Regions from separate parts of the Homo sapiens genome. Here region 1 is linked to region 2. A link is an interaction called in ENCODE POLR2A ChIA-PET data of the cell type or tissue named here. Cell type or tissue: PC-3. All regions are shown on one strand. Each heading gives the region's core, and the rest is flanking DNA. Links, peaks and the distances in the headings are about the cores only.

Evidence for each region. ChIA-PET counts read pairs that join two places held together with the same protein. Peaks named below come from ENCODE experiments on the same cell type or tissue, not always from the same donor. Only the 100,000 strongest peaks of a DNase experiment are listed, where the experiment ranks them.
Region 1: POLR2A ChIA-PET joins it to region 2 with 10 read pairs; 2 of 35 experiments call an interaction of 5 or more read pairs at or near these places.

What each region holds. Positions count from the first base shown.
Region 1 is chr4:98,373,898-98,389,712 of GRCh38, forward strand. It overlaps RAP1GDS1 (Rap1 GTPase-GDP dissociation stimulator 1), which reads left to right. Exons shown (of 15, transcript NM_001100427.2): 5 at 5,120-5,266. Among named protein-coding and RNA genes, the nearest start is that of RAP1GDS1, 120 kb to the left of the region's middle. In PC-3, for the core only: no CTCF peak of the experiment used is centred there; no DNase peak of the experiment used is centred there.
Region 2 is chr4:98,421,361-98,437,175 of GRCh38, forward strand. It overlaps RAP1GDS1 (Rap1 GTPase-GDP dissociation stimulator 1), which reads left to right. Exons shown (of 15, transcript NM_001100427.2): 12 at 1-34; 13 at 12,576-12,702; 14 at 15,580-15,708. Among named protein-coding and RNA genes, the nearest start is that of RAP1GDS1, 170 kb to the left of the region's middle. In PC-3, for the core only: no CTCF peak of the experiment used is centred there; DNase peaks (open chromatin) are centred at 9,511 and 9,861; H3K4me3 peaks cover 841 bases; H3K27ac peaks cover 2,886 bases.

The sequences.
Region 1 (15,815 bases), core at 3,501-11,500, 49 kb before region 2:
ACTTAAGTGACTAATGGGCAGGTAGTGTATCTAGCATGAATACACCGGGCAAAGAGGGAGTTCATGATTTGAATGGGATGGTGTAAAATTTTATGTTACTCAGAACAGCGTGCAATTTAAAACTTTATTTTTTTTATTTCTGGAATTTTTTTTATTATTTTCATGCTACCATTGACCATGGGTAACAAACTGCAGAAAGTAAAACCATGGATGAAGGGGGACTACTGACTACTGTACACTTAGGTTAGACCATTTGCTATTTTCTTTCCTTCAGCTCTTGGGTGCTCTGGGTTATCCCACTCCCACTTGTTTAGTTTGTTCATGTTTTAGTTTGTGTAATTTCTATTGATCTATGAGTTCGCTGAGTCTTTTCTTGGTTTGTTGAGTCTGCTATTCAGCCTGTTGAAATAATTCTTTGTGTTGCTCCTTTCTAGCATTTCCATTTAACTCTTTCTTACAGTCTCCATTTTCTCCAAAATTTCACATCTATTCATGGATATTATTCAGTTTTTCCACTAGATCCTGTAACGTAGTCATTATCGTTAAAGTCCCTGTATGATAGTTTTAACATCTGGATCACCTGTGAGTTTTGTTGGTTTCATCTTTTGACAGTGAGTAATTTTTTTCTTAAAATGCATCTCAACTTTTTATTGCAGCTGGATATTATTGTAGGAAAACAGATTAACAGTATTTAATCTCTGGAATTGAGCGCACTTCCTTTTAATTTAGGGTGTTCGCATAGGGTAGAGGTCAAGCCAGTCTAGTCAGGAGTCGAACTAGGTTCATGTTTTGTTGTTGCTCACCTTACTTGAGTGCAGTATGTTCTTCAAATTCCTTTAGTAGTCGGCCGTTCTTACTTTATGCTTAGAGTATGGGTGCTGGAGGACTTTCCTTAGTGTTCTTGCTTTGACTTCAGGCTTGGACCCGTTCCCGCACAGCTGTGGGCTTTTTCTGTGCTCTTGCTCCTCTCCCAGTGGTAAATTGTTGTTAACAAGGAACATTCCTATTACAGTTAGCCTGTAGAGCAAAATCCCATTTCTAAACAATACTCACACACACAAAAAAGAAACTTAAATATTTCACAGTGTTGTATTATATTCTATTATATGGAGTGGTGTGTTAGTTTCCTAGGGCTGCTGTAACAAAGTACCACAAACTAGTTGGCTTAAAATAAGAGAAGTTTATTGTTTCACAGTTCCAGAGATTTTTAAGTCTGAAATCAAGGTGCTCACCAGGGCATGCCTCTCTCTGAAACCTGTAGGGGAGGAGGACATTTTTGCCTCTTTGTAGCTTCTGGTGGTCCCAGGTGTTCTTTGGCTTATGGTAGCATAATTCTAATCCCTGCCTCTGTCTTCACATGGCATTCTCCTCTGTGCATCCCCCTCCTCTTATAAGGATACAAGTCATATTGGATTAAAAATCTGCCCTACTCCAGTAGGACCTCACCTTAACTAATTATATCTACAATGACCCTGTGTCCAAATAAGGTCACATTCTGAAGTGCTAGGGATTAGAACTTAAACATAGATTGAAGGAGGGCACACAATTTAACCCATGATAAGTAGAAATGACATTTATGTCTCAAAAACATTACTCATATCAGTAACATTATCTCCTATAGAAAAAGATACTAAACCACAGAATATTAAAAGCCAGGCTAAGAATACACTAACATATTAGAAAGATTTTTGATACTTGCTTCCTTTTCAATTCAGATAAATTTAAAGATGCAAGTGACAGTTTTTAAAAATCACATTTTAATATGAAATGTACAAAGTCCAACGTATGTGTGTGTGTCACTCTCACAATCATCCATCCTCAAGGTGAATAGTAATTTATCAATATCTGTCAAAAGGCCCCATTCATTAAAAAATTCTTGAGTACCTACTATATACTAGGCATTTGCCATACACAAGGAGGAAACGTAGTAAAATCCAAAGTTAGGATGCACTGTACGACATGCCACAATAGTTAGATTCAGTGGCTGTATTTTAGGTCTTTTCCTCACCCTTAGTGTATAACTTGTACCTGATAATAGTGTTTAACTTGATAACATTTTTTTTTTCTCATTTGTGAGACATGATAACCATGACACAAATTTTATTGCTGCTTGCTTTTGATTACAGAAGGGTAATGGAAGTGCAGTAACTCTTTAGATTTAAAGCCCTGCTCTTAGCTAATGTGAAGAATGATCATACTTGTGCTGGAAACTGCTTTGTGTGAAAGATCATCATTAAAGGATTTAATAGGACTTTAAAGAGTGGGCTGCACTTTTTCCAGTGGTTGGATGCTTCATAATTAAATGAGGAAAATTGAGATGTAAATTATATTTTTAGAAGTGACAGCTCAGGATGCTTCATAGGTTAGCTGTTACTTATGAGAAGAGTGAAAGATGAGCTTACACTTAGGGATACACAAGTTTAGGATAGGGAACCTTTTGAGAATTATTTTTAAGTGAACAATAATACTCATTATGATAATGTAACATGAAGGTATAGAGTTAACTATGGAAAACCAATTTATATGGACTTGTGCAATGATAGCTGTTGTATTTAAAATGATTTGTTTTCTAAATACTACTGGAAAAATAAGTCAGTTGTAAGATACTTCTAAAGATGACTTATGTCACTGGTTTTGCTAAAGGAACACATTATTATCATTTATTCCTTTGAATCCTTAAATTCTATTAAATATTTTTAAAAAAATGCTTTTACTGTGTTTCTCAGGCTGACTTGTCCAAAGAAAGAAAAAAGCTGTATAATCAATCATTCCTATAGTGGTGGTTAATATTTTTTGAACCCAGATCACTATTATTGTAATACATGCTTTGCTTTTCTTCTCATATTTGGTAATAATGTAATTTCTAGTATACAGATTGTGTTTATGCCTTGCAAACAATTCTCAATAACACATGAGCAAAAAGCTGTGTTATAGACAATTCAGAGGAGGGGGGTGGAAGGAGAGGAGGAGAAGAAAAGCACTGTGGCTCTGAAACACAAATAGGTAATTTGCTTTTAATTGTATTGTGTTTTTATTGCATCAAATTTGTTGAATAAGTTTGTATTTTAATTTATTGAATTATGGAATTTTTGAACATTTACTAGCTTAGTGTGGATAAGAAGCCAGCTTTCATTCACAGTTCATTGCAAATAGGTGCCACATAGTTTCTAAGCCCTAGTTTCCTAGTATATGAAATTCCTAATATATGAATACAAGGCTTAGTTTAGCTATTCTCTAAGATGTCTTCTTCTAAGTAAGTCCTAAGCATACATGATTTATATTTCAAAAGCCCAGTTTACTCAGGAATTAGAATCAAATACTATTCGAGCTTTGCAATTTAGGATGGGATGTACTATACCTTCATATTATTGAAGGTCTGAACATTTAGATTTGTAATCCTAATGTTCAGTTTTCTGAGACATCATCCACATAGAAATTGCCCAGTAATTTAGATAATTTACATCTATGTTATGGAAAACAAAAATTTGGAAATTAGATTTCTAAATGAGATTTGACCAATTGTTCTTGGCTGGTTCATCTAGCTAGTTACTCTGGCAGTATAAGAATTTTCTGTGATCTGATGAGCTGATTAGCATACAGTCCTGTTTTCCATCTTTATAACAATACAGTAAAACTAAGTGGATAAAACTGTTTTGTTTCATTTTAGTGTGGATTTCCTCAAAAATTTTCAAAATTATGAACATAGTATTTCTGAGGTCTTACTATATAATTGTGTGTGTGTGTGTGTGTGTGTATACCATAAGAAATTACATATTTTAAGTTGTATCATCTAATATGATTCAGCAACAGTAATAAAGATGTGACCTTAGTTTCAGTTCTTATATTTGGAAAATGAAAATCTTTCAAATTGTAACTAACTTCGTAGCTGTAATTCCTTTGTGAGTCATTTATTTTGCTGATCTTTGTGCTATATTTCTGTAGCTGAATAGTACAGTGTGGTAGCTACTAGCCAAATTTAGCTACTGAGCAATTTAAATGTGGCTAGTCTGAGTTGAGATGTAACTGTAAGGGTATAAAACACTTGGATTTTGAAGATATATTGTGAAGATGATAATACAAAATATTTTGTTAATTTATTGATTTGCATATCAGAGTGATATATATTGAATTGAATAAAATATTACTAAAATTAATTTTCACCTGTTTTTTAATGTGTCTATTAGTAAATTTAAATTACACATGTGGTTCACATTTATGGCTCACACATTTCTCTTGGACCTCTTCTAGAGGGTGGTTATATTTTATCTAAGGTGTCAGATTTAGAATGACACGTATTCTTCTTTTAATTTATTTTCATTCTTATGTTCAAAAGTTAGAAAGTAGTCTAAAGCTGTTTGTATGTTCTGACAGTTAAGTAACATCTGTTTTATGCAATGTAGATGGACACATAATGGAAGTTATGTTTGACCATCACTTGACCACTTTTTGTAATGTTGAATTATATTGGTGTGCCCTAGAAGAGAGGGAATAAGGAAAAAAGAAACAAATCAAGAATGAAAAAAGGGAACATGCTTCTGGACTATAGGAAATGCCATTAACAAAGACCATAGTACCAATATTCAGGAATTACCTATTATGATTTAGAGTTACACCATATGGTTTTCTTTAATAAGAGCTATTATCAAAGACATAATAACGTTCCCATATGGTTTTCTTCGATAATAGCTGATTTTGAAAACCAATGACAAAAAGTTATATTTAGTGATTTTTTCAACCTGAGGGACAAAAACTTATATCAATAGAATATCACTTAGTTTCTGTTTTTTTCTCTTACACAGCATTGTCATTTGTGAAAGAGGGAGTGAAAGTTTTCATATTGTAAACTTCTAGGACACAGGGAAGTTCTGTAAGCTCCTATATGATGCCAATGAGAATAATCTTGGTTTGCTTAAAAAGTGATTGTCTCTTTTCCCCATCCCACCCCCATTTCCATGTTTATTTCTTTTGTTTTTTTCTGAAAAGACATATTTAATGTCCTGCCTAGGTTTATTTTCTATTTATTCACAAAATAAAGAATAACACTGTTATGTTTTGTATTTGAAATTGTAAGGTACATTTCTTTTTTCTTTTATTTTTAATTTAACTCTTTGTTTTACAGATGAGGGCAGAAGTGCAGTTGACCAAGCAGGTGGTGCACAGATTGTAATTGACCATTTAAGGTCACTGTGCAGTATAACAGATCCCGCCAATGAGAAGCTCTTGACTGTCTTTTGTGGCATGCTGATGAACTATAGCAATGAGAATGGTAAACAAAACTGAAAACTTGCTTTATCTCTGGGGGAAAAATTAAAAATTATCTTTACTATAGTGCAAAACAAAAATATTTGAAAAATGATGAACAAAGAATTCGTAAGTGGCATATAAAATTAATAATTAGCCAACATTAAATTTCAATGTTTCAAAAATGTAAAATGGTTAATTTACTAAATGGGACTAATTTTTGAAGGGCTGCCAGTTTTGATCAGTATCAAAAACAAAAACTCCACAGCCCTATAGTATGATTTAAGCATTCTTACTGTGAACATTTTAAAAATAAACAATATTAAAATAGTTTTATCTTCGTTATATATATACCAGGAGTAGCTTTAAAATATGAACACTGTTTGCAGAAGTAAAATTATTTTATCTAGATGCTAGGTTTACTTCGAATAATTTTTTAAAACTCTAATAAAATCTGGCTTTAGAAACAAGTTCAGAGCAACTGTAGAGATCTCATTTTAGAAATTTAATTATTGTAAACAGCAGTTTCTTTTCTCTGTAAAACATTTTTAGACCCTAGAAACAAGTGATGTATCAATAATTTTCAGATAGCCTATATGGTTAATTAAATGCATATAAATCTGTGATATTAAGGCTTCACAATACGTTTGTGTCACAAAATATCCATTTGTTTCTTTATCATCTTATGTGAATCACTGTGTGGATCAGACATTCAAATTTTGGTATGTTCCTGGTATGTAACACAAATAAGGTCTTTCTGTGGTTTGTTTCATAATGGCATTTTAAGTTGTGATATTTTGGCAGAGACATTTTATTTGCATATTAGACATGCAGTATTATTCTTTACTTTCGTGTGTTGTAGAAACACGTGGCCCTTTTGGCATACTTTTTATTTTTTTTCACATTTTATAGTTGTGGGTCCAAAGAAATATTCTCAATAATTCAAAAAAAAAAAAAAAGATAAACCTTGGCAATAAATGGCTACTGATATTTGGCCCTTGTTGTTAGTGACAACAGTGAATGGTGGGGACTGTGGTAAGTTGAAGAGCCCTTGTCCTATTGAAAGGGGAAAACCACTACTCTTCTCTAGCCAGTTGTTTCTGTATGACGGTTTGGCCAAATACTGCCCAATCTTTATATTTTGGGGATGGGAGGTGGGGGAGAAAGCTGAAATGTCTAGTTTGTTATGTGACATCTGAGTTTTAAATGTTGGATTACATATTTTTAATACTATAGAAGCTAAACAGAAAGTATCTTCAGGCCTCATCCTGTCCAAGGGCTACCAGTTTTAAGCCTTTGAATTAAGATAATAGAGTTTTTATTGATCAAATGGCTTACATATTAAACTTGAGCTAATAATAAATGGTAGTCTTCATAGGATAAGTTACATCTGTTTTTCCTTCCTTCTGGTGGAATCAATTTTGAAGAACAAATGCCCTAAATATAAATATGAGAAACAGAAAGGACAGAGCCTGAGAAATCCACAAAATAAATACATATTTCCTAAATAATTGAAATTTAACCACAATACATAGGTGTCTGAATTGCATTAAGAAATCATTGGTCAGATTTTCATATTGTTTTCTTTGCTTTTAACTGCATTTGGGCTTGGACATTTGAGGAAGTAGGAAGAACACTAAATGGGAAAAAGTTTTAGAAATATAAATGAAAGAAATTTTAAGAAGTTATTCCAGTTTTGGAAGTAGTAGAATTAGTCTTGTTATGCATCTAACCTAGCTGTTAGTTCTTTGAGGAAGCTGTTAAAAAAAAATCTGTATAGAGGTATTAATATATCAGATGGCTGGTCTTCAAAAGCATCACTATTTCCAATCCAAAGCAGTGATTGAGTCCCATAATATTATAGGGTATCCCAGTGTGTAGAGAAGTGTTCTGAGAAAGAAGATTATAATTAACAGCATGTGGAGTGCACAGTCTAACTGTATAATATATATATTTTTTGAAGAGTAGGCTTTTTTCTAGAGCTCAGGCATTCCCAAGAAATAACTTAGAGACTTTAGAAAGCTATATTAACTTTTCTCTGAATATTATTAGACAAATGGTCTTTTTCTTCCTTTATTTCAAAAGCTGCAGTTTGCAGCTTTTAAAACTTATCGAATAAAAAAGACATAATCTTGAGTATTTTTAAGAAACAAATGCGAAACTTGTAACTATCATCATCTTTCCTCTACTTCCTTTTTACATTTTGTCTGTCACGAGTGTCTTAATTTGTGAAGTGATTCTTTTTCTTCTAATGTTCACTGAAATTATATCCTTTTATGTATGTTTGGCATAATTATTAAAGCGTCTTTATTGTTTTGTCCATTATTTGCTTTCTCTTTTCCTTAAAATTTATGTTTGAAGACTTAAATATTACATCATCTTTACTGACTCAGATTGTTTGGTATTGATCATGTGTACCTAGATAAGTCCCTGAAACAAAAAATAACAGCTTTTTGAAACTCAGGAGGCACTTTCTATTAGCACTAATAAGTGAAGTTTCTTTTTATATGTATTTACTATGTAGAACATCAGTATACAAGACTCTGCTAATTTATAAGTAAAATATTGAGTGACAAATAGCTTTTTCCTGCTGTAGTAGAAAAGTTAACTGCCTTGGACCCAATAACTTAAGCCGTATCTGTAGTTAGGAAGTTATTGTTCTTTAGCTGTATGTATAAAATGTTTAAAGTATGCTTATAAAAAAAAAGTACTGAGAGTGGTCACAAAAATCCACCAACATAGTTTCCCTGAAGAGAATATTTTCAAATTATTTATTAGTCTCAAAATTGAAACTTAGAATGTCTTGATTCAGAAGCTTCCTGTTCATACAGTAAAACTCAGAGCATATCCACTTTTTAAACCCATTAAATAAGGAATAAAACAAGTTTCCTAAACACATGCAAGTCATATATGTTATGAAAATATTCAGTAAAGTCATTTTTGTACCATTTGCTAAAGCTGTATATAATTCATAATTTATCAGTTTCAAAAGTTTTAAACTAGCTCAAGACTCTATACCTCTAAGCTATGAGCTGGATATATACTTTTGTTTCCCTATTGGTGAAGCAGTTAATACTCAGGTAAGTGTAGAATAATCTGAATAGCAAAAGTTATAATTGCTTAGCCAAAGAAGTTGTATCAATAATGCATAAATAAAATAATATTTAAATAACACAAAACTTTAGTAAAAATTGTTTTAAATTTATCCATTTTGGAAAAAATATACATGTTTTTCACATGGTGAAAAAGCACTCTTTGATTCTGTGGCTCATGAAAATAGCCTGAATATTTGACAATTATGGCTGTAGAAAAGCTTGTTGACACTTTGACATTCAGTTTGAGGGAATGTGTTGAACTTGCTATTTTTTTTTCTTCATTTTGTTACAACTTTAGTTATTCTATAATCCAAGGAACTCAAACCTTTAATTGTAGGTATTTTAATCTCATTAGTTTGTTATCTGTTTCCTAGCTTTGGTTACCCAATGCCAAAACATTGCAGTGATGACTGAAAATTTTGTTCAGTCATCCAGCTGTTTTCAAATATAACACTGTTTTAGCACATAGGAGTTTGGAAAATTTTCATTGATTGACTTTTTCTGGATACTTATTATCGTCTAAAATTTTCATTAGCAAATTCAATACTTGGAAGAGAAACATGTTATTGGAATGCATTTGCTTCATTAAATAAGTTAGAACCATTACAAACTCTTTCCCACTATGTTAGTTGATGTTCCTTATCTACGTATGATACATGGTGGCAGCAGTAAGGGGCATTGAAAACACACTGGTAGTAACAAGTACCAGATCTGTAATTAAAAATTTCCCATAGGTGATCCACAAGCGTGTTGAGTCTGCATTTGTACACTTGAATTAATTGCACGTTTGAATAGAAACAAACCAGTGATCTAAAGCAAAGCACTAAAGACCAGAACACCACCTTGTTGACAAATCTATTGGTAGTCACCATTGTTGTAAGTAGATGTAATTAATCAATAAATATCTCATGGAAGGTGTAATTGAGGGTTTAACTTTTTCTCCTAGTATTGTTGTGCTAGAGACACAAATAGAGGGAAAATTCTATTATAACTCTTAAAGAAAGTGGTAAATGATAAGCATTAAACACTAAAGTTACTATTTTACGTAAGCTATGCCATAAGAGAGAAAAGTAGAGGCAATTGAAAGATGCCATCAGGAAAGGAAAAAGTATCTTCTAAAATTATTAACATATGCAGTCTAGGCTTCTTCATCTGACCTATATTTTATATATACATGTATGATATGTGTATATATGATTTCTACAAATACAGCCGATTTTTCTAATATTTTAATTACTCCTCATTATTGAAAAACTAATTTCTCTTTTTTTGTAGTTCCTGAAATCTCTCTGAGATACCTACATGATAATTCTTATATTTATTTGTCGCATGGGCTGATGATAATTAAGCTATGGTTGAAGGGAGGCCATGTATGTAATTTAGGAAGTGTAACACCTGTGGCATATTATTGAAGCATGACAACTGAGTTTAAATATTAAGCTCATTGTTTAAATTCACTTGTTTAAAAAAGGCCTATACTACTTCTCCCCATATTAAAGATTATTTAATGTGTAATTAATCTTAGCTGCTACTTTCAGTCAATAGCAACAATTTCTTAGTTCATAATTAAAAACTAAAAAGCATGTTGGCCTGAGCTGCATGTTTATCCTTATGTTTCAGTATTACAATACTTTATTACGGGTGAAAAAGAGCATTTCCTAGATGTGTTAGATGTTTAGAAAAATGATTTGCTTCACATGAGTGAAGAACTATTTTTAAACTTTACTTACTGTGGTTACAAGCTAGTTAATAATTTATATATTTCCTAAATAGTAAATTATTTTTACCTTACTCTAAGGAAAAAGAACAAAACAATATGTAAAAGGTAAAATTGTATCTTTGCAATTTATTATCTTTTTTAAAGTTTTTCTTCTTTCTCAGAGATCCTTGTTCTGATACTGTCTTTTTTAATGAAACTAATTTTCCATCATACTACCTTACATGTATTTTATTTTTCCTCTATTTATGAAGACATGGGAGATGTACATTTAAGTTAACATCTTTTGAAGCCCAGTTTGTCACTTTTTACTCCAGTGAGTTAAATGAAGTGTGTTGAAGACTTATTGGGCAGCTGAAAAGTACTTAGGCTTTTTTATTCTTTCTTTATTATACTAACTGTTGTTCTTTATTTACTGTTGTTCTCTTTTTTAAAAATTCCTGAATTTTTGCTGTTTGTCCAACAGCTTTCTAGTCAGTTTGCTGAAAAAGGTTGCTTTCATAAAGTTCTACCACAAGTGTTATTTTAAACAAATTGTTTCACTAAAGAATAGAGCAGTTAGTTAGTCTGGTGCCTCTTGCTAATTCAACCTATTAAATTTGACCAATTAGACCAGGTTAGCTTTTAGTGATAATCTTCCTAGACTATTTCTATGATAATGCTGTTACTTAATGAACAGGCTGAGAGCTTGATTTTCAGTAGAGGTGTATCAGATACACATTTTGGTCTAATTCCACATGATCAAGTATTGGCATTTATATTCAGCTTTGGCCATTAGAGAATGAACTTCTGAATGTAAGAAGCTGAAATTTTATCTTAGAAAAATAAAATTATTATAGTCTTTTTGTCAGTAATTTTAGCAGTCTAATACTTAAAATTTGGCATTATATTATTACAGGAATAATACTTTCTCAGCATTGTTAGCTTCTAGATTGCTACTGCGATTATGATAATGCATTTAATATCATAATACCACATAGATGCCCACTTAGTTGAGGGCAGTGAAAGGGCAAAATATGTTTGGAGTTGCTCATTCTTTAGTATGGTTTTCTCATTTTTATTTGCTTTATGTCTGGATTGAAGATTAATCATAGCCGTTATCAAATATTATTTTCAAGATTTTTCTCATTGTGAAAATTTGAAGTGGAAAAATTGGTTTTCTGATTTTGATTTCATCCTTACAAGATGTATATCACCATTAATTATTGGTGCATTTTAATATAATAATATGCATTTACATTTCAACTGATAGAATTTCAACATATAAAGCATATAGGCAAATTTTCTCTTTACATGAAATGCTTACCTATATTTAAAAATAAATATTCAGATAGTAACAAGTCTGAAAGACCAGGTCTTTACTGTAAGTGTTCCTATACTAGTTGAAATATGATGATATGAGGCACATAATCATTGATCATGCACAAATTTTTAGGTTCCAGAAATGATGTTGAAGTAAGCATTGAGCTGTTTGGCCTTTCAAAAGCTGAGGCTAAAATCAGAGGTAAATAATAGGTTTTAGCCAGATATCTGTATTTGCGTGTCTAATTTAGGCCATTTACAAAGTCCATTCAGAGAGGCGCTGAACCCAGAAAAGCATCATGTGTAAATTAACTTTTATGAAGATTATTAATCCTGTTTTTTTAACTATAAGTAAAATCCAGTTAATACTGTACTGCCTATATTGTTTTATTTACTAAAAAATTTTTAAGTCCTACTTGAAAAACTAGAAAGTGAAATGCTTTTGAATATGCAGATGTATCTTGTTAACAGAATTTTTGCCTTGCAAATAACTTCTGTGCAATTTTAAACTGTAAAAACTAAATTACAATAATGCCCCATGGTAACTAGAAAAGTTTTTTTTAAGCTAATATATTCTTTTGTAAAAGAAGGGATTTCTATGTTTTTAAGCATATGTTTGTAAGATACACGTTGGAATATAAATTAATTTGGCATTAGCTTAACTTGCTGTACAAAAATTCAGGCTTAAATTTATACTTACTGTAGATGTGGTCTTTATCTCAGCAGTGCTGTATGAAAGCAGAGACTGAATTGGTTTCTCTTAATAAATGCTGCTTAAGCAACAGCTGGCAGTAGTCCTCTTTAAAAAAAAAAAAGACATTTAACTTAAAAGACCAGTTTTTTTCTGAGATGAAAGCGTAGAGTTTTCTTTAATCAGAATAAACATATCTATAGAATTTTTTTGTAGCAGTATTCATTGTAACAAAAGTTGATCTGTAACAAATAATTAACCTGTAGTAAATATGGGGAAAAATTATCTACTAGATTAAGGCATAATCACTCTAGTTGTCATTATATTGAGAACAGTAAATGAATAAGTTTCTTAAGAATAATAAAATATTTTTACTATCTGTTGATTTTTGCTTTGGCATTTTTTTGTTGTTGCTTCTGTTTTACATCAATCTCACACATATAATTTTGCCATTTATATTTAAAACTTTTACAAAAGGGAAATTTTGCCATGTAGAGACAATTTTTATTTTCAGAACCCAGAAAGAACCTTAGAATTATCTTTTCTAGTTTTTTATTTGTTAGCGACTAGGAAGAAATGTATAAATGTATTGTTTTAAACCTCCAATATTGTCAATATTAATGAATGTTGGCTTTTTTTTTTTTTGAAATTTCTATGTATCATTGAAATGTATAATGGGGCTTAAAGCGACAATCTGGGTGCAAAACACATGCATGTTTGATATAAAGAAGGCTTTAAAATAATTGAATTTTAAACACATGTAAGTAATCTAGTTTTTATATCCTCAACACTAGGCTTAGAATAAAGTTCTCCACTTTATAAACATTTGAGTATATAAAGTTTTTAACCACTAATCATCCTCTTGGTAGCCATATTTAAGTCAGTTTACTTTGCAGTGTTATAATAGAGCTAAAACTTGCTTGAACTTGAAGCTCTACTTCAGTTGTATCGTTTCTAATTTTTAATTTTCATATCCTTTTTTGGAAATACAGATATGTCATTAAATCAAAGGTAGTTTTCTTCAGTCTTTATTATGCCCAAATGATTTTTAGCCAATTTGTATTAGAACTTTTCATCAAGAGTTTTATTTGCTTCTTTCACTGTTTCAACTATGCTCAACTCATTTGACTGTAGATGGGATTTTTAATGCAAGCCTGTAAATGGCAATATCATATCATTATACTGTGAATAATATATCTACGTACTAATGTACAGACTGTATTTTGAATTGTGTCTTGTCTTGTTTTTACAAGTTCATTCTTAAGTTCTATTTACCAAAAAGCTTAATCTTATAACATTGTCTATAAGGCCTTAGGAATAAGGTAAACCTGTTATAATCTTCTTAACAAACTTATTTTTAGTAACTTCAGTTGAATCACTGGAATTCTCAGCATACTTTTCTGGACCTATAATCTAGTTATACCAATGTTTTAAACATTAAACTTAAAACTCAGGGGGGAAAAGGTTCCTCAACTTGAGATCTTCTCTCCAGATCTCCATTCTTTGGAGTTTCCATGAGTGTGACCTGAAGAACTTGGAACCATTGAAATTCAAATGTAGGTAGGTAAGTGTTCACACCAGCGCATGCGTTGATTGCCTTATATCTCTTTGTATATGCATCTGTATTGCACCCCCTCAGTGCCTTTCTTCCTCTTCCTCCCCATAGATCATGTAGGGCCTGTGTCATTTTGATATTATGTAATTTCGTAAATCTGTATTTGGTCAGTGTTTGTCTGTGATGTGTGTCAGGAGCAGTTAAAACAGAGTCTTCGGACATTTATGACATTGTGCTGTCTAAAGACTGTCTTTCACACATAAGTGTTTGCTATGTATGGGCCTGGGTTACATTTTTGTGAATTGCTGTGTTTGTTGAGCTCTGATAACATTCTCCTGGAGGTGCTGATATTCACTGAGGGAGGCAGAAGTAGTAGTCTTGCAGTTGCTTCACTTAATCTGCCTAATGTATCTAGAGAACAAGAACTATTTCTAGTTCTCAGAATTTCTTCCTGTTTGTCTTTCGCTTAAAAGTCATACTCCTGATAACATTCATGATACCATGGATGTCAGCTATTATCCTTTGAAAAACATTTGCAAGTTTTCTTTGGGCAATAAAAAAGATGATCAAATGAATCATTTGTTTATGTCAATAAGAATATCAACTTATCCTACACAAACAGGACCCCTACTTAATCTTTTCAAAAAACAGCACCGCCACCTACTGAATTGTAACATCTACATAGTAACTGAAATAGGTAGACTCAATCTGGAATGATCTCTTAGGCTTAAGTAGAGTTTCTTCTCAAATAAGCATGATGAGATGTTAGGAGCTTTATTAGTGTTATTTCTCTGAAAATATCAGAGTGCCAAAATCTAGGATTCCTACCAAGCTTTTATCTAATTTTTTTCCTGTTATCACTTCTGCTAAGCACATCATTGAACTTCAGAATATTTACCATGTTTCCCACTCACCTCCCAATCTCTTATAAAAATGAGATAGCCCTGGTGGGCGCTGTAGCTCACACCTGTAATCCCAGCACTTTGGGAGGCCGAGGCGGATGGATCGCCTGAGGTCAGGAGTTCGAGACCAACCTGTCCAACATGGTGAAACCCTGTCTCTACTAAAAATACAAAAATTAGCTAGGTGTGGTGGCAGGGGCCTATAATCCCAGCTACTCGGGAGGCTGAGGCAAGAGAAGTGCTTGACCCTGGGAGGCGGAGGTTGCAGTGAACTGAGATCACACCACCGCACTCCAGCCTGAGCAACAGAGTGAGACTTCGTCTCAAAAATTTTTTTTTTTAAAATTAGGTAGTCCTTTGACACTGGTTCTTAAATTTTGGTCTTATGATTTTAGATGTCTAAAAATTATAGAAGACCTAGAAGACTTTTTTTATGTATTTGGGTTATGTCTGTCAATATTTACTGAATTAGAAATTTAAATGAAGAAAATATTTAAAATTATTTAGTATTTCATTTTAAAATAAGAAACCTATTATATGTTAACAGAAATAACATTTTTATGAAAAATATTTTCCCAAAAAAATTGCTGCAAAGAATAGCAGTTTGTTTTACTATTTGTGATGGTGAAGAAAACAATGGCTACTAATACAATTTGGTGCCATTGCTGGTGTTCATGCTAAAATGCCAGCAGTTTTACCTACCATTGCTTTCGTACCATTGGTACAAATGTCAACACAGTGGCAAGAGCAAATAAAATCTTGGGATTTTTATGAAAATAGCTTTGACTTTGTGATCCTCTGAAAGGGTTCCAGGGACACTTTTTGAGAACCATATTCTAGGAGGCCTCTTTCTTTGTCCATGAAGTGGAAATTTATATCAACCTGTTTCTGTAAAAGTGTGTTTTTTTTTTCTCTCTCTCTCCTCCTCTGGACCTTCATTATACAAGTAGAATGGCAGGCCTGCCAGTCGGTGTGAACAAATTTTAGAATTATTTGAGTATGATTATTGTTTTAGTTAGCATCATAGAAGTAGATAGATATAAAAGAGAGCACCCAGTTGGTCCACAGTGAGTTCATCCAACTGGATGGCTATATATTTTTCTCTTTTGTGTGGTATGTGTGTTGTATGTGAGTATATAATGAATTTGGCTCCTGGGTAGTTAGACACATTTTCACGAAGCAACATGATTTTCATGAATTATGGCAATACCTACAATGTGCCATTTGGCTATGCTAACTTTTTCTCCCAATCTGCCATAATTTCAAATATTACTGCTTCAATTTGTATGCCAAAGATTGTATTAAGCGCTAT
Region 2 (15,815 bases), core at 4,903-12,902:
GCTGTCTGCCCTTATACGACACAGTAAATCAAAAGTAAGTTCCAGAGGAAACTGTTCACTAGAAAACTTCAGAGTGTCTTTTTCAGAAACCCAGCATTGTAGGTCCTAACAACTGGGATAATATTTACCTGAAAGTATTGTGAAGATTCAGTGAGATCATGTATATAATGTGCTTAGCTGATACATGGGATATAGGAAACACTCGGTAAATGGGGGTTGCTGTTGTTGCTGCTGCTATTGTTGTTATTACTTTTACCACCACCGTTATCAGCATCAGTGTCAAACATTCTTTGTGCCAGGCATTGACCATGCAGCCTACTGATATTTAGAAATTAAATGGTACCTAGATAGTATATGATGTCCAGAGCTCACAGAGTTAGAAAAAAATCCATTCTTGTGGCTGGCTGTGCCGCTGTCTGGCACATGGTAGATAACCAATAAATGAACAAATGAGCTATTTTAAAGATCACAATAGTGAGTACCCAGGCCAGCAGTTCAGCAGCTGATTTAGTATCTAGATTATATGATTTTTAAATTTTTTAAATACTGTTTTCTTGTTGGGCGTGGTGGCTGACACCTGTAATCCCAGCACTTTGGGAGACTGAGGTGGGCAGATCATGAGGTCAGGAGATCAAGACCATCCTGGATAACATAGTGAAACCCCGGGTCTACTAAAAATACAAAAAAAAATTAGCTGGGCGTGGTGGCGGGCACCTGTAGTCCCAGCTACTCGGGAGGCTGAGGCAGGAGAATGGCGTGAACCCGGGAGGCGGAGCTTGCAGAGAGCCGAGATTGCACCACTGCACTCCAGCCTGGGTGACAGAGCAAGACTCCGTCTCAAAATAAAATAAAATACTGTTTTCTTTTTCTTTTTTGAGACTGAGTCTTGCTCTCTCGCTCAGGCTGGAGTACAGTGGCACAATCTCAGCTCATTGCAACCTCCACCTCCTGGGTTCAAGCAATTCTCCTGCCTCAGCCTCCAGAGTAGCTGGGATTACAGGCAGGCGCCACCACACTCGGCTAATTTTTGTATTTTTAGTAGAGATGGGGTTTCACCATGTTGGCCAGGCTGGCCTCAAACTCCTGACCTCATGATCCTCCCACCTTGGCCTCCCAAAGTGCTGGGATTACAGGCATGAGCCACCATGCCCAGCCTTTAATACTGTTTTCTAAGGTGACCCTTTCAGTCATTTCTCTTGTACAACTTCAGTAGTGATTATATATGAGGAGAAAGTTTAGAACTCAAATCCACCAGCTGTTTTCATTTATTTTTAGAACAGATAAGAAGAAGATGCCAAGAGAAAAAACGTAAAACTAAAGCTGTTCTTGTATAAATCTCTTTCATATAAATAATTGGCTTCACCATAATAGCTGTCCCAGCTGGTAAGCCTCAGGAGTGTTCTTCTCCATCAGATGCTAAATCTTGAGAACTTTCCCTGGGGAAAAGCAGCTGTTAACTAGGACCTTCCTATTACCTGTCTCACCCAGACCACCCTAAAAGCTCATACATTTTTCCTGACACAGGACCAAGCAGTATGTTGGCAAGGTGGAAGTTGTCAGGAGAGAATAGCAAAATGGCTTCCTTGGTACCCCTTTGACCCCTTCTCCATCATAACTGCTCTCTCACGCCCATTTGTTCATTTAACAGTTAATATTTGAGTTCTTGCAGTGTAAATACTAAAAAATAGTGTTTCTATAAAGGAATTAACTATCCGTTGAGGGGACAGAAATAAAAACAGCTAGCTTAAGTACAGCTTTAAAGCTACGTATGCTATTCGGGTGTAACAGAGGAAAGAAAGACTAACACACTGTCTGGGTAATCTGGGATGGTGCCATAGAAGGAGTGCTATTTTAGGCGTTAACTAGGAATCTCAGGAGGAAAGGGAAAGAGAATGAAGGAAAGGGCCTTTTCAGGCAAAGACAGCAGGATGTACAAAAGCACAGAGATGTAAAACAGCATAATTTTTTAAAGAAACTGCAAATAAAGCAGTATTGCTAGAACACAGAGTGTAGAAAGAGACAGTAGCCAGAGAGGTTGAAAACTGGGAATTAAGTGAATTATATACCAAGTTAAGATATATGGACTTGATTCTGTAGAGAATTCGGGAGCACTTAAAGGGTTTTAAGCAGCAAGTTGCCATTATTTGAGGGTTTTTTTGTTTTCTTTATTTTTTGTTTTTTTGTTTTTTCGGGGTTTTTTTGAGACAGAGTTTCGCTCTTGTTGCCCGGGCTGGAATGCAATGGTGCGATCTCCACTCACTGTAACCTCCGCCTCCCGGGATCAAGTGATTCTCCTGCCTCAGCCTCCTGAGTAGCTAGGATCACAGGCGTGCACCACCATGCCCGGCTAATTTTGTATTTTTAGTAGAGACGGGGTTTCTCCATTTTGGTCAGGCTGGTCTCAAACTGCCGACCTCAGGTGATCCGCCTACCTCGGCCTCCCAAAGTGTTGGGATTACAAGCGTGAGCCACCACACCCAGCCATTTAGTTTTCATTTAGAAAGATGTCTCTAGGGTTTAATGGGGGTAGAAAGGACAGTTATTGCAAAAATATATATGAGAGTTGATAAAGGACTGAATTAAGGTTTTGAGTTGAGCAATTTGAAATTGCTGATATTCAGCCATTTTTGAAACAAATTTCATATGGGTTATTCAACTAGAAGCAGCGAGGATGGAAAAGAAGAGACAGACCTGAGAAAAATATGGGTGGTAGAATTGACAGATTCAACAGTAGAATTAAAGGAGGAGGTAGTTTTAGAGCTAATTCCAAGTTTGGGGTTTACCACCAGATTGGGTTATCATGCCATTCAACAAAATAAAACACTATAGGAAGAGGTGCAGCTAACACTCCCTAAACTTGCCCACTCGCCCATGCTCTTTGGAGTCATTACCCTTAATCTTTTTGCTCTACTCCAAGAGAATCTCCACCATTGGTTTGCAGGGGTATACAATCATTTGGATTTCCCTGGGCCATATTGGAAAACGAATTGTCTTGGGCCACACATAAAATGCACTAACACTAACAATAGCTGATGAGCTTAAAAAAACAAAAATCACAAAAAAAACTCAAACACCTGTGGCATTTGAAGAAGAAGAGAAATCTAAAAGTTTAGAAAACCAGCTGAGTGCGGTGGCTCACGCCTGTAATCCCAGTACTTTGGGAGGCCAAGGTAGGTGGATCATTGTGGTCAGGAGTTCCAGACCAGCCTGGCCAACATGGTGAAACCCCATCTCTACTAAAAATGCAAAAATTAGCCAGGCATGGTGGCGTGCGCCTGTAATCCCAGCTACTGGGGAGGCTGAGGCAGGAGAATTGCTTGAACCTGGGAAGCGGAGGTTGCAGTGAGCCAAGATCGTGCCACTGCACTCCATCCTGGGTGACAGAGCAAGACTCCCAAGACTCTGTCTCCAAAAAAAAAAAAAAAACAAAGAAAACTTTTGGAAAACATATTTGGGAGAATAATCAAGGAAGACTTCTCCAGTCTTGCTAGAGACCTAGACGTCCAAATACAAGAAGCTCAAAGAATACCTGGGAAATTCATTGCAAAAAGATCATTGCCTAGGCATATTGTCATCAGGTTATCTAAAGTTAAGACAAAGGAAAGAATCTTCAGAGCTGTGAAGCAAAAGCACGAGGTAACCTATAAAGGAAAACCTATCAACTTAACAGTGGATTTCTCAGCAGAACCCCTACAAGCTAGAAAGGATTGGGGCCCTATCTTCAGTCTCCTTAAAGAAAGCAATTATCAGCCAAGAATTCTGTATCCAGTGAAACTAAGCTTCATAAATGAAGGAAAGATACAGTGTGTTTCAGACAAACAAATACTGAGAGAATTCACCACTACCAAGCCAGCACTACAAGAGCTGCCAAAAGGAGCCCTAAATCTTAAATCCTGGAAACACATCAAAACAGAACCTCTTTAAAGAATAAATCTCACAGGACCTACAAAACAAAAATACAATTAAAAAAAAAGTGGGGGGTATACAGGCAACAGATAGCATGATGAATGGAATAGTACCTCACATCTCAATACTAAGATTGAATGTAAATGGCCTAAATGTTCCACTAAAAGATACAGAATTGCAGAATAGATAAGAATTCATTAACTATCTGCTGCCTTTAAGAGACTTACCCAACACATAAGGACTCACTTAAGGTAGAGGGGTGGAAAAAGACATTCTATGTAAATGGATACCAAAAGTCAGCAGGAATAGCTATCTTGTATCAGGCAAAACAAACTTTAAAGAAACAGCAGTTCAAAAAGACAGAGGGACATTATATAATGATAAAAGGCCTTGTCCAACAGGAAAATATCACAATCCTGAATATATATGCACCAAACACTGGAGCTTCCAAATTTATAAAACAATTGCCAATAGACCTAAGAAACAAGATAGACAGTAACACAATAGTGGGAGACTTCAATACTCCACTGACAGCATTAAAGAGGTTATCAAGACAGAAAGTCAACAAAGAAACAATGGATTTAAACTATACCCTAGAACAAATGGACTTAACAGATATTTACAGAACATTCTACCCAAAACTGCAAAATATACATTCTATTCATTAGCAAATGGAACTTTTCTCCAAGATAGACCATATAATAGACCACAAAACAAGCCTCAATAAATTTTAAGAAAATTGAAATTATGGCAAGTACTCTCTCAAACCACAGTGGAATAAAACTGGAAATCAACTCCAAAAGGAACCTTCAAAGCCATGCAAATACATGGAAATTAAATAACCTGCTCCTGAATGATCACTGGGTCAATAACAAAATCAAGATGGGAATTTAAAAATTCTTTGAACTGAACAATAAATGATACAACCTATCAATACCTCTGGGATACAACAAAGGCGTTGCTAAGAGGAAAGTTTATAGCCTGAAATAGGCATTTCAAAAAGTCTGAAAGAGCACAAAGAGACAATCTAAGGTCACATTTCAAGGAACTAGAGAAACAAGAACAAACCAAACCCATACCCAGCAGAAGAAAGGAAATAACCAAGATCAGAGCAGAACTAAATGAAATTGAAACAAAAAAGACAATACAAAAGATAAATGAAACAAAAAGCTGATTATTTGAGAAGATGAATAAGATTGATAGACCATAACCAAGAAAAGAAGAGAGAAAATTCAAATAAGCTCACTTAGAAAAGAAATGGGAAATACTACAACTGACACCACAGAAATACAAAAGGTCATTCACAGCTACTATGAACACCTTTACATGCAAAAACTAGAAAACCTAGAGGAGATGGATAAATTCCTGGAAAAATACAACCTTGCTAGCTTAAATCAGGAAGAATTATTTAGATACCCTGAACAGACCAATAACAAGCAACCAGATTGAAATGGTAATTTAAAAATTACCAACAAAAAAAAGTCCAGGACCAGACAGATTCACAGCTGAATTCCACCAGACATTCAAAGAATAATTGGTACCAATCCTATTGACACTATTCCAAAAGATAGAGAAAGAGGGAATCCTCCCCAAATCATTCTGTGAAGCCAATATCACCCTAATACCAAAACCAGGAAAGGACATAACAAAAAAAGAAAACTACAGACCAAAATCCCTGATGAACATAGATACAAAAATCCTTAACAAAATACTAGCTAACCAAATCCAACAACATATCAAGAAGATAACTCACCATGATCAAATGGGTTTCATACCAGGGATGCAGGGATGGTTTAACATACCCAAGTCAATAAATGTGACACACCACATAAACAGAATTAAAACAAAAATCACATGATCATCTCAATAGATGCAGAAAAAGCATTCCACAAAGTCCAGCATCTCTTTATAATTAAAACTCAGCAAAATTAACATACCAGTGACATACCTCAATATAATAAAAGCCGTCTATGAGAAACTCATATCCAACATAATACTGAATGGGAAAAAGTTGAAAGCATTCCCTCTGAGAACTGGAACAAGATAAGGATGCCCACTCTCACCACTTCTGTTCAACAGGACTGGAAGTCCTAGCCAGAGCAATCAGACAAGAGAAAGAAATAAAGGTCATCCACATCGGTAAAGAGGAAGTTAAACTGTTGCTATTTGCTGATGATATGACTGTATACCTAGAAAACCCTAAAGACTCCTCCAAAAAGCTCCTAGAACTGATAAAAGAATTCAGCAAAGTTTCCAGATACAAAATTAATGTACACAAATTAGCTCTCCTATCACCAAGAGCAACTAAGCTGAGAATCCAATCAAGAACTCAACCCTTTTACAATAGCTGCAAAAAATAAAATAAAATAAAATACTTAGGAATATTCCTAACCATGGAGATGTAGTTTTACAAGGAAAACTACAAAACACTGCTAAAGAAAATCATAGATGACACAAATGAAAACACATCCAATGCTCACCGATGGGTAGAATCAATATTGTGAAAATGACCATACTGCCAAAAGCAATCTACAAATTCGATGTAGGTCCCATTAAAATACCACCATCATTCTTCACAGAACTAGAAAAAACAATTCTAAAATTCATATGGAACCAAGAAAGAGCCTGCATAGCCAAGGCAAGACTAAACAAAACAAATCTGGAGGCATCACATTACCTGATTTCAAAGTATACTATAAGGCCACAGTCATCAAAACAACATGGTAGTGGTACAAAAATAGGCACACAGACCAATTGAACAGAATAGAGAACCGAGTAATAACCCCAAATACTTACAGCCAACTGATCTTTGACAAAGCAAACAAAAACAAAATGGGGAAAGGGCACCATATTCAACAAATGGTGCTGTGATTATTGGCATGGAAGAATAAAACTGTTGCCTCATTTCCAACTTAATACAAAAAAAAAATCAACTTGAGATGGATCAAGGACTTAAATCTAAGACCTGAAACTAAAAATTCTAGAAGATAATATCAGAAAAAGCCCCTTCTAGATGTTGGCTTAGGCAAGGATTTCATGATCAAGAACCCAAAGCAAATGCAATAAAAACAAAGGTAAATAGCTGGGACTTAATTAAACTAAAGAGCTTTTGCATGGCAAAAGGAACAGTCGGCAGAGTAAACAGACAACCCACAGAGTGGAAGAAAATCTTCACAATCTATACATCTGACAGAGGACTAATATCCAGAATCTACAATAAACTCAAACAAACTAGCAAGAAAAAAACTAATAATCCCATCAGAAAATAGGCTAAGCACATGAATAGACAGTAATGAAGATATACAAATGGCCAACTTATGAAAAAATGCTCAGCATCACTAATGATCAGGGAAATGCACATCAAAACCACAATGCCATAACACCTTACCCATGCAAGAATGTCCATAATCAAATAAAAAAATAATAGATGTTGGCATGGATGCAGTGAATAGGGAATACTTCTACACTGCTGGTGGGAATGTAAACTAATACAACCACTATGGAAAACAGTGTGGAGATTCCTTGAAGAACTAAAAGTAGATTTACCATTTGATCCAGCAATCCCACTACTGGGTATCTGCCCAGTAGAAAAGAAGTCATTATACAAAAAATATACTTGCACACATGTTTATAGCAGCACAATTCACAATTGGAAAAATGTGGAACCAACCCAATGCCCATCAGTTAACGAGTGAATAAAGAAACTATGGGGCCAGGCATGGTGGCTCACGCCTGTAATCCCAACACTATGGGAGGACGAGGCAGGCAGATCACCAAGTCAGGAGATCAAGACCATCCTGGCTAACATGGTGAAACCTCGTCTCTACTAAAAATACAAAAAATTAGCCAGGCATGGTGGCGGGCGCCTGTAGTCCCAGCTACGCTGGAGGCTTAGGCAGGAGGATGGCGTGAACCCGGGAGGTGGAGCTTGCAGTGAGCCGAGATGGCACCACTGCACTCCAGCCTGGGTAACAGTGCAAGACGTGTCTCAAAAAAAAAAAAAAAAAGAAAAGAAACTATGATGTGTATATATATATATGATGGAATGCTACTCAGCCATAAAAAGGAATGAATTAATGGCATTCGCAGCAACCTGGATGAGATTGGAGACTATTATTCTGACTCAGGGGTGGAAACCCAAACATCATATGTTCTTACTTATAAGTAGGAGCTAAGCTATCAGGATGCAAAGACATAAGAATGACACAACAGACTTTGGGGACTTAGGGGTAAAGGGTGGGAAGGGGGTGAGGGATAAAAGACTACAAATATGGTGCAGTGTATACTGCTCGGGTGATGGGTCCACCAAAATCTCACAAATCACCACTAAAGAACTTACTTATGTAACCAAACACCACCTGTTCCCCAGTAACCTATGGAAATAATTTTTTTTAATCACAAAAGAATTTCATAATGTTTTAAGAAAGCTACGAATTTGTGTTGGGCCACGTTCAAAATCATCCTGGGCTGCAGGTTGGACACGCTTGGTTTAGAGTTTTGGCAAACCATAATTGTATTAACTAATTTACAGACATGATCCTGGCATCTGAATTTGGAACTCTCAGATAAATTCCTGTTACATGTAGTAGTAAGGCTCGTGGAAACCTTGATTAATCTAGTATCTTCAGTATCAACTAACAGAATTACATAACCAAACCATTCATGGACACAAAAATATGTCCACAGGAAGATACATCCCAGCTTCTTAGAAACATCTGAATTTAGGAGCCAGAACTACTTAAATGCTATAATATTTAATAAATTTAAAGATTTTGAGGCTTTTCTGTGAATTTTGTTCATAGATCCCCCTTTCCCTCATCTAACCTCCCACTTCTCGCCCATCCCCGAAAAGAAGAGTTCAAATACCCATCACCACGCAGGTTCTTTGAATGATGAGAACTGTGGCATGGTACCCTTTTAGGAAAAGGTGGATGGGGGTGTGTGTAGCAGAAAACAACTTGAAATTATATAGGATTGTAACTTTATAGTTACATATTACAACTTTAGGATTACAATTCAATACCTTTACATATCTTTCCTACAATTGAGAGTATACTGCTGCTAAGCAGCCAAGGAGCCTTGATTCTCACACTTTAATGAGCAGAACTATAAAGTGTGTTAATTGCATGAGTTCTATGTCAGAGCTGTTATTTTCTAACTTAACCAGTGTTACAGTAGACATGACTGCTTTTGAGCAGCAGTTCAAGTTTGTTTCATCAAATTATAATCCCAAGAAATCTTCTACAAAGAAAGAGTTGCATAGGTAGATTAGTTATGCAAATAGTAATTATTTTTTTCTTTGCCTTTGAGATTCACAGCACACATTAATACTAAAGAAACCTCTTTAATTTTATTTGAATCCACTGATTGCCAAACTGTTTGACCATGGATCCTTTCTGCAGGTGGCATCTGTTATTACACTGGACGTACTTTGGAAAAATGCTGTTCTAGAATAAGTTTTTAAAATAATTAAACACCAGGTTCAAATGTATTACATTCCTGTAGATCCTTAGCCAGCTGTGTGAATCACAGCTCTCTCCTTGTGTTGTTCTTAAACTTTGAAGATCATACCTCACCCTGAATTCCGTCTTGGAGTTCAACCCTTCAAAAGTTTGCACTGACTCACAAGGTTTCATGCTGCTTAGTCATCTCAGCACTTTGCAGTGTATTCCTGTGCTGATGCTCTTAGGTAAAGTCACACCTTTCTTTGAAAGAGTGCCCTAGTCTAGGACTGCTGACCAACTAGCTGAATCTTCCAATTATAGACATCAAAAATGTAAAGAGAAATATAGGTTGCCTTTATACCAGGAATATAAAAACTCCCTGCTATCAAAGCCAGCACTTTTCTTTAACCTTTAAGAGTAGAGAATTCTTTATCAGTTACCAGGCTAAAAACTTGTTTAAACAAATGTATTTAGTCATTTGCTCATTCATCCAACAAACATTTATTTAAATCCCGTACTGAAAAGGCTTTGATGATACAATCTTGAAAAAGAAAATTTTTGTTAAGTGGCTCACCAACTCAATGGCTATACCAACCGGCAATCTTATAAAATTACCTCAAATCAAAGCCTATCTGAAAATATTCCGTTGTGATCAACATGATACAGTTTTCAACAGTCTTAACCTGGGTTGATTTCACTAATCAAGGGCAAATTGACTAAATGCTAAATAGATGAAATTGTTAGCATGGATAATTTGCCTTGGTTTTATATATACCAAAATTTAGCTTTCTATAAGAATAGAACTATGAAATAAAACATGTTTCAGACTGCATAAAGCATCTCCAGAATTTTTAAGAACAAAGACCCACTAATCAGCCAAACTGCCTAGGTTTTAGCCTTGGCTTTACCACTTATTTATTGTCTGAACTTGGGCAAATGACTTCATCTGAGCTTCAGTTCCTTCATCTATATGAACAGGAGATGATATCTAGCTAATGAGATTTTCTGCAGGATAAAAATTTGCTAATATCTATAAGCTACTCAGTACAATGTCCAGCTTATAGTTATTGCTCCATAAAGGGTTGCCATCAATATTATTCTGTCACATGTGACGAATACGATGTTTTATCTATTTTTTAATCCCATATTCTATAAGGCAAAATGATTTCATAGAATAGCTATTCAATAAACATTTGTTGAAGTAGTTGGTGAGAGGGCAGGAATTTTTTTTTTTAATTATACTTTAAGTTCTAGGGTACATGTGCACAACGTGCAGATTTGTTACATAGGTATACATGTGCCGTGTTGGTGTGCTGCACCCATTAACTCATCATTTACATTAGGTATTTCTCCTAATGCTATCCCTCCCCGCTCCCCCCATCCCACGACAGGCCCCAGTGTGTGATGTTCCCCAGAGGGCAGAAATTTTAAAAAGGACTCAGGTATCTGTTCCGGAAAAGTGAGATGAAAGTATACCTGGCCAAAGAGAGGACACTGTTCATTTCTGATGTACACATTTCCTTAGTTCATTCCCTACTCTTCCTTCTACTACACTGGTCTTTTAAGTGTGATTAGAAACATAGAGGACAAAATGACAGTTCAAACATCTTCCCTAAATGATTGCATATGTATCTGTTCATCTCTTATGGTCTTCTTTACTCAAGCTCTTTTGTGATTTTTATAAAATTTTTTACTAAGAATTCTGTGTCTGTTTCAAATAAACTGTTGCTGAGTAAACAGTAAATTGGGGAGGTTAGAAAAAGCTTTCTAAAACAGATTGATGGGGAAAAATGTATTAGATGCCAGAACACAGCTACCATAAAAACTTAGTTCTTGGACTCTATTTAGCAAGTTTGATCACTAAACAAGTTTGGGCTCAAAGCAAAGATACTTTCTAAAAATAGTTTTCTCAAAAAATTTTTATGAAATGGAAGCATAAAGCAAACCCTTTAAAAATATTTTAGCAAATTTGGAAAATATTTCCAACTACAATTAATTTTGAAGCTGACTCAGGCTTTTTAAAATGTCCAGACCTTCAAATTATTAAAAATATTGAAAATAGAGAAAATTATTTTTAAAATATTATTGAGACCTCCTACTAAATCAGATTTAGTTCAAGAGTTCTAAGACAACGGAACCCTTGGTGGAATGAAGACCAAAAAGGGTACTAGAAATAAAGGTGAACATTTTTTTTTTCATCTAACTTTTGCCAGATGGTCTTATATGTTTTCTGTGTAATAACTTTGTAATAACAAAAACCTATGAGATATATACTTACATCATTCCAGTGACATGGAGATAGTACTGAGGTAAGAGAGGTTCAGTAATTTGCTCAGTCAGTGGGATTTATTGAATCCAGAGCTTGATGTCTCCTCTGTCATGGAGAGAAGACAGAGCTCTAAGCACCATGAGAAATGAGGGCAGATGGAGAATTTTAAGTTCTGCTCAGTCTTTTTGCATGTAATTCAGTTTTCATATTTGTAAGATTAAATCAAGGGGTAAAAAGTACTTAAAATTTTTTCATAAAAGCTTTACCTGGAACATCTGCAGAACAACTACCTGGCACTATCATGAAAATTTAAAAGCAACTTTTTTTTTTTTAAGAGGCAGGTTCTCACTCTGTCACCCAGGCTGGAGTGCAGTGGTGTGATCATAGTTCACTGCAGCCTTGAGCTCCCTGGCTCAAGCAGTCTCCCACCTCAGCACCCTGAGTAGCTGGGACTGCAGATGTGTGCCACCATGACTGGCTAATTTTTTTATTTTTTGTAGAGATGGGGTCTCGCTATGTTGCCAGGCTGGTCTCAAGCGATCCTCCTGTTTTGGCCTGTCAGAGCACTGGGATTAACGTCCTGAGCCACCGTGCCCAGCTGAGAACTTTTTTAAATTCCAAGTTTTATTCTTGTTTGTCAATCCTAAGGTAGGTCAACATTTAAGGCAGTGACATTTTTACTTCTTTGGCTTTGGTAGCTTCTAAGCCTTCTGTTTTTTAATATGAACTGCAGTGGTCTTTTCTACTTAGGCAATTTAAGTTGTCATCTTTTGATGAATGTATTTAAAGCTAAAAGCTTTTTCCTTTTCTTCTGTGGAGAAAAAAACTATGATTAAATCAAATGATTCATACAGGACACTGTCGCAAAACCACTCAACAATGAGTTGACTGATTTTAATGCATGTTCCTTATGTTTAAAATTAAAGTCTATAATTCTCTGATATTATTTATTGTAGGATGTAATTAAAACCATTGTGCAGAGTGGTGGCATCAAGCATCTAGTTACCATGGCAACTAGTGAACATGTAATAATGCAGAATGAAGCTCTTGTTGCTTTGGCATTAATAGCAGCTTTAGAATTGGGTAAGTACCCCAGTGACAAACTTATTTTCTTCTATTTTTATCTTGGATGAAAGGAAGTATAGAAGTGGAGTTGAAGTCAGACAGAACCTTGACTGGAAGCATTTTGCTAGTGTCTGTACCGTTCTCTGAATCTATGGAAAATCATTCTATATAGATTGTTACAGCTGTCCCCTTTGGCTGTGTTTTTGGTAACATTTTTAGGGCAATGCATTAAGGTAAGTTTAACTTTTAAATAATGTCTCAAGTTACAGCCACTTAGAGAATAGAGAAAACGTTTTCAGCAGGCTTCACAGAGAAACCAAACAATATTTAGAATATGACAGCATATGAAGAGTCTGCTACTCTCCCAGTGACCCATACTTTCTCTTCCATCTCTGCTGGTTCTCTCTACTACCGATTCTTTCTTGCTGTTCTCCTTCTCCATCACCGTGACTTCTATTGCCTTACTCTAATGTCTTGTCTTCTGTGTTACCCTTCTGTGTGTTTTGCATTCAGAACTCCCCCAAAGCAGAGGCTAAATAGGCTAAATAATTTCATTAGTTTCAGTTTAACATAGCTTTTTTTTTTTTTTTTTTGAAACAGTCTTGCTTTGTCACCCAGGAGGCTAGAGTGCAGTGGCGCAATCTCAGCTCACTGCAACGTCCGCGTCCTGGGTTCAAGCAATTCTCGTGCCTCAGCCTCCTGAGTAGCTGGGATTACAGGTGCATGCCACTGTGCCTGACTAATTTTTGTATGTTTTGTAGAGACAGGGTTTCACCATGTTGGTCAGGCTGGTCTTGAACTCCTGACCTCAAGTGATCCACCCACCTCAGCCCTCCCAAAGCGCTGGGATTACAGGCGTGATCCACCATGCCCGGCCCTAATATAGCATTTCTGTTGGGCAGAATTCATCACGAGAAGCTAATCCGTAGACATCTAGTTTATGAATAGCATAAGCTGGATGGCTTTGGAGCCAACCCAAGACAGTCAGCCAGGGATGGTGTAATAGAGTCACGTGGCCTGTGGTTAAGGCCTAAGGCTGCTTAACACAAAGGAGGACTTTACACTTAGTAGGGATGTCCTATCCAATTCAAAGCCATTTGGGTAAATACTGTTAACTGATAGCCTCTTAATTCCCACTGACAACTTAGATCCATAATTCTCACACTGGGGCGAATGGACCCTCCAACCCCAGTTCCAGGAAGAGGAAACACTCATGTGAGTATTTTTTTATGTGCATAGTGTGTAATGATCAAGTCAAGGTGTATAGGATATCTGTCTCCTTGAATGGTCTGTTGGTGACTGGAAGCCTTACCAATAACAGTCAGTGAACATATATTTTGTATATGAATTATATACTATATTCTTATAATAAAGCCAGAGAAAAGAAAATGTTAAGAAAATTGTAGGGAAGAGAAAATATATTTACTATTTATTAAGTAGAAGTGGATTATCAAGAAGGTCTTGAATCCTTGTCTTCACACTGAGTAGGCTGAGGAAGGGGAAGAACAGAAGGGGCTTAGGCTTGCTCTCTCAGGGATGGCAGAAGAGAAGAAAATCCAGGTATAATTGGACCCACACAGTTCAAACTTACGTTGTTCAAGGGTCAACTGTATATTCTTTGGTGAAATGCTGATTTTTGTCTTTTAACCATTTTTTTTTTGACTGTTGAGTTTTGAGAGTTCTTTATATATTCTAAAAATTTTGTAGTTCTATATTTTACATTTAAGTCTGTAATCCATTTTGAGTTAATATCGGTATAAGTCACGCCTGTAATCCCAGCACTTTGGGAGGCCGAGGCGGGTGGATCATGAGGTCAGGAGATCGAGACCATCCTGGCTAACACAGTGAAACCCCGTCTCTACTAAAAATACAAAAAATTAGCCGGGAGCGGTGGCGGGCTCCTGTAGTCCCAGCTACTTGAGAGGCTGAGGCAGGAGAATGGCGTGAACCCAGGAGGCGGAGCTTGCAGTGAGCCGAGATCGCGCCACTGCACTCCAGCCTGGGCGACAGAGCCAGACGCTGTCTCAAAAAAAAAATATATATATATATATATATCGGTATAAGGTACGAGGTTTAGGTTAGGGTTCATTTTCTTTGTCCCATGGATGTCTAATTGTACTAGCACCTTTCGTTGAAAAGCTGTCTTTCCTCCACTGCACTGATTTTGTACCATTGTCAAAAGTCAGTTGAGCATATATGTGTGAGTCTATTTCTGGGTCTTCCATTCAGTGCCTTTGACATAAGTGCCTATGTTGCCACCAGTAATATGCTATCTTGATTACTGTAGCTATAGAGTAAGCCTTAATACTGGATGGAGGAATTCCTCACACTTTATTCTTCTTTATCAAGATGGTTTTAGCTATTTTAGGGCCTGTGGCTTTCCATGTAAGTTTTAGTATAAGCTTGTATATTTTCTACAGAAAATCTTGCTAGGATTTTGATTGAAATTCCACTGAGTCCTTATCTTTTATTTGTGGAGGGAATTATGTGATTTATAGGATTTGCTCCAAAATAATTTGAGATGGATGACAGCAGGTGAATGAGAGAGATCGGCCATAATTCTTTAAGGTGATAAGTGCATAAGGTATATTATTATACCATCTTTTCTGATTTTGCATATGTTTAACATTTTCCATAATAAAAAGTTTAATTGTCTCATATTAAAAGAAATGTGTTAGTATTAAATAGTAAGCTTAAACACCTGAAGTGTCTACTAAAATCTAATTCTATTTACTCTTTTCACATGGTCTGAATTTAATATTATTTTTCTAGGTCATTATTATTTATCAGTTCCATTTAGAAGGTTTCGTATGGTCAATTTCTTCAAAATGAAGCAGTGTTTATCCTGAGGATACTGGGTTCGTACGCAGTAGATATACTTTGTTTTATTTGTAGGCACTGCTGAGAAAGATCTAGAAAGTGCTAAACTTGTACAGATTTTACATAGACTGCTAGCAGATGAGAGAAGTGCTCCTGAAATCAAATATAATTCCATGGTCCTGATATGTGCTCTTATGGGATCTGGTAAGTATTCTTCTATCATTTGATGTCCATAAACATATGGTTCACATTAAATATTAAATATAGAGTAATAGTAAATGATGGTTTTGGGTTTTAAAGCCGTTAGAAAT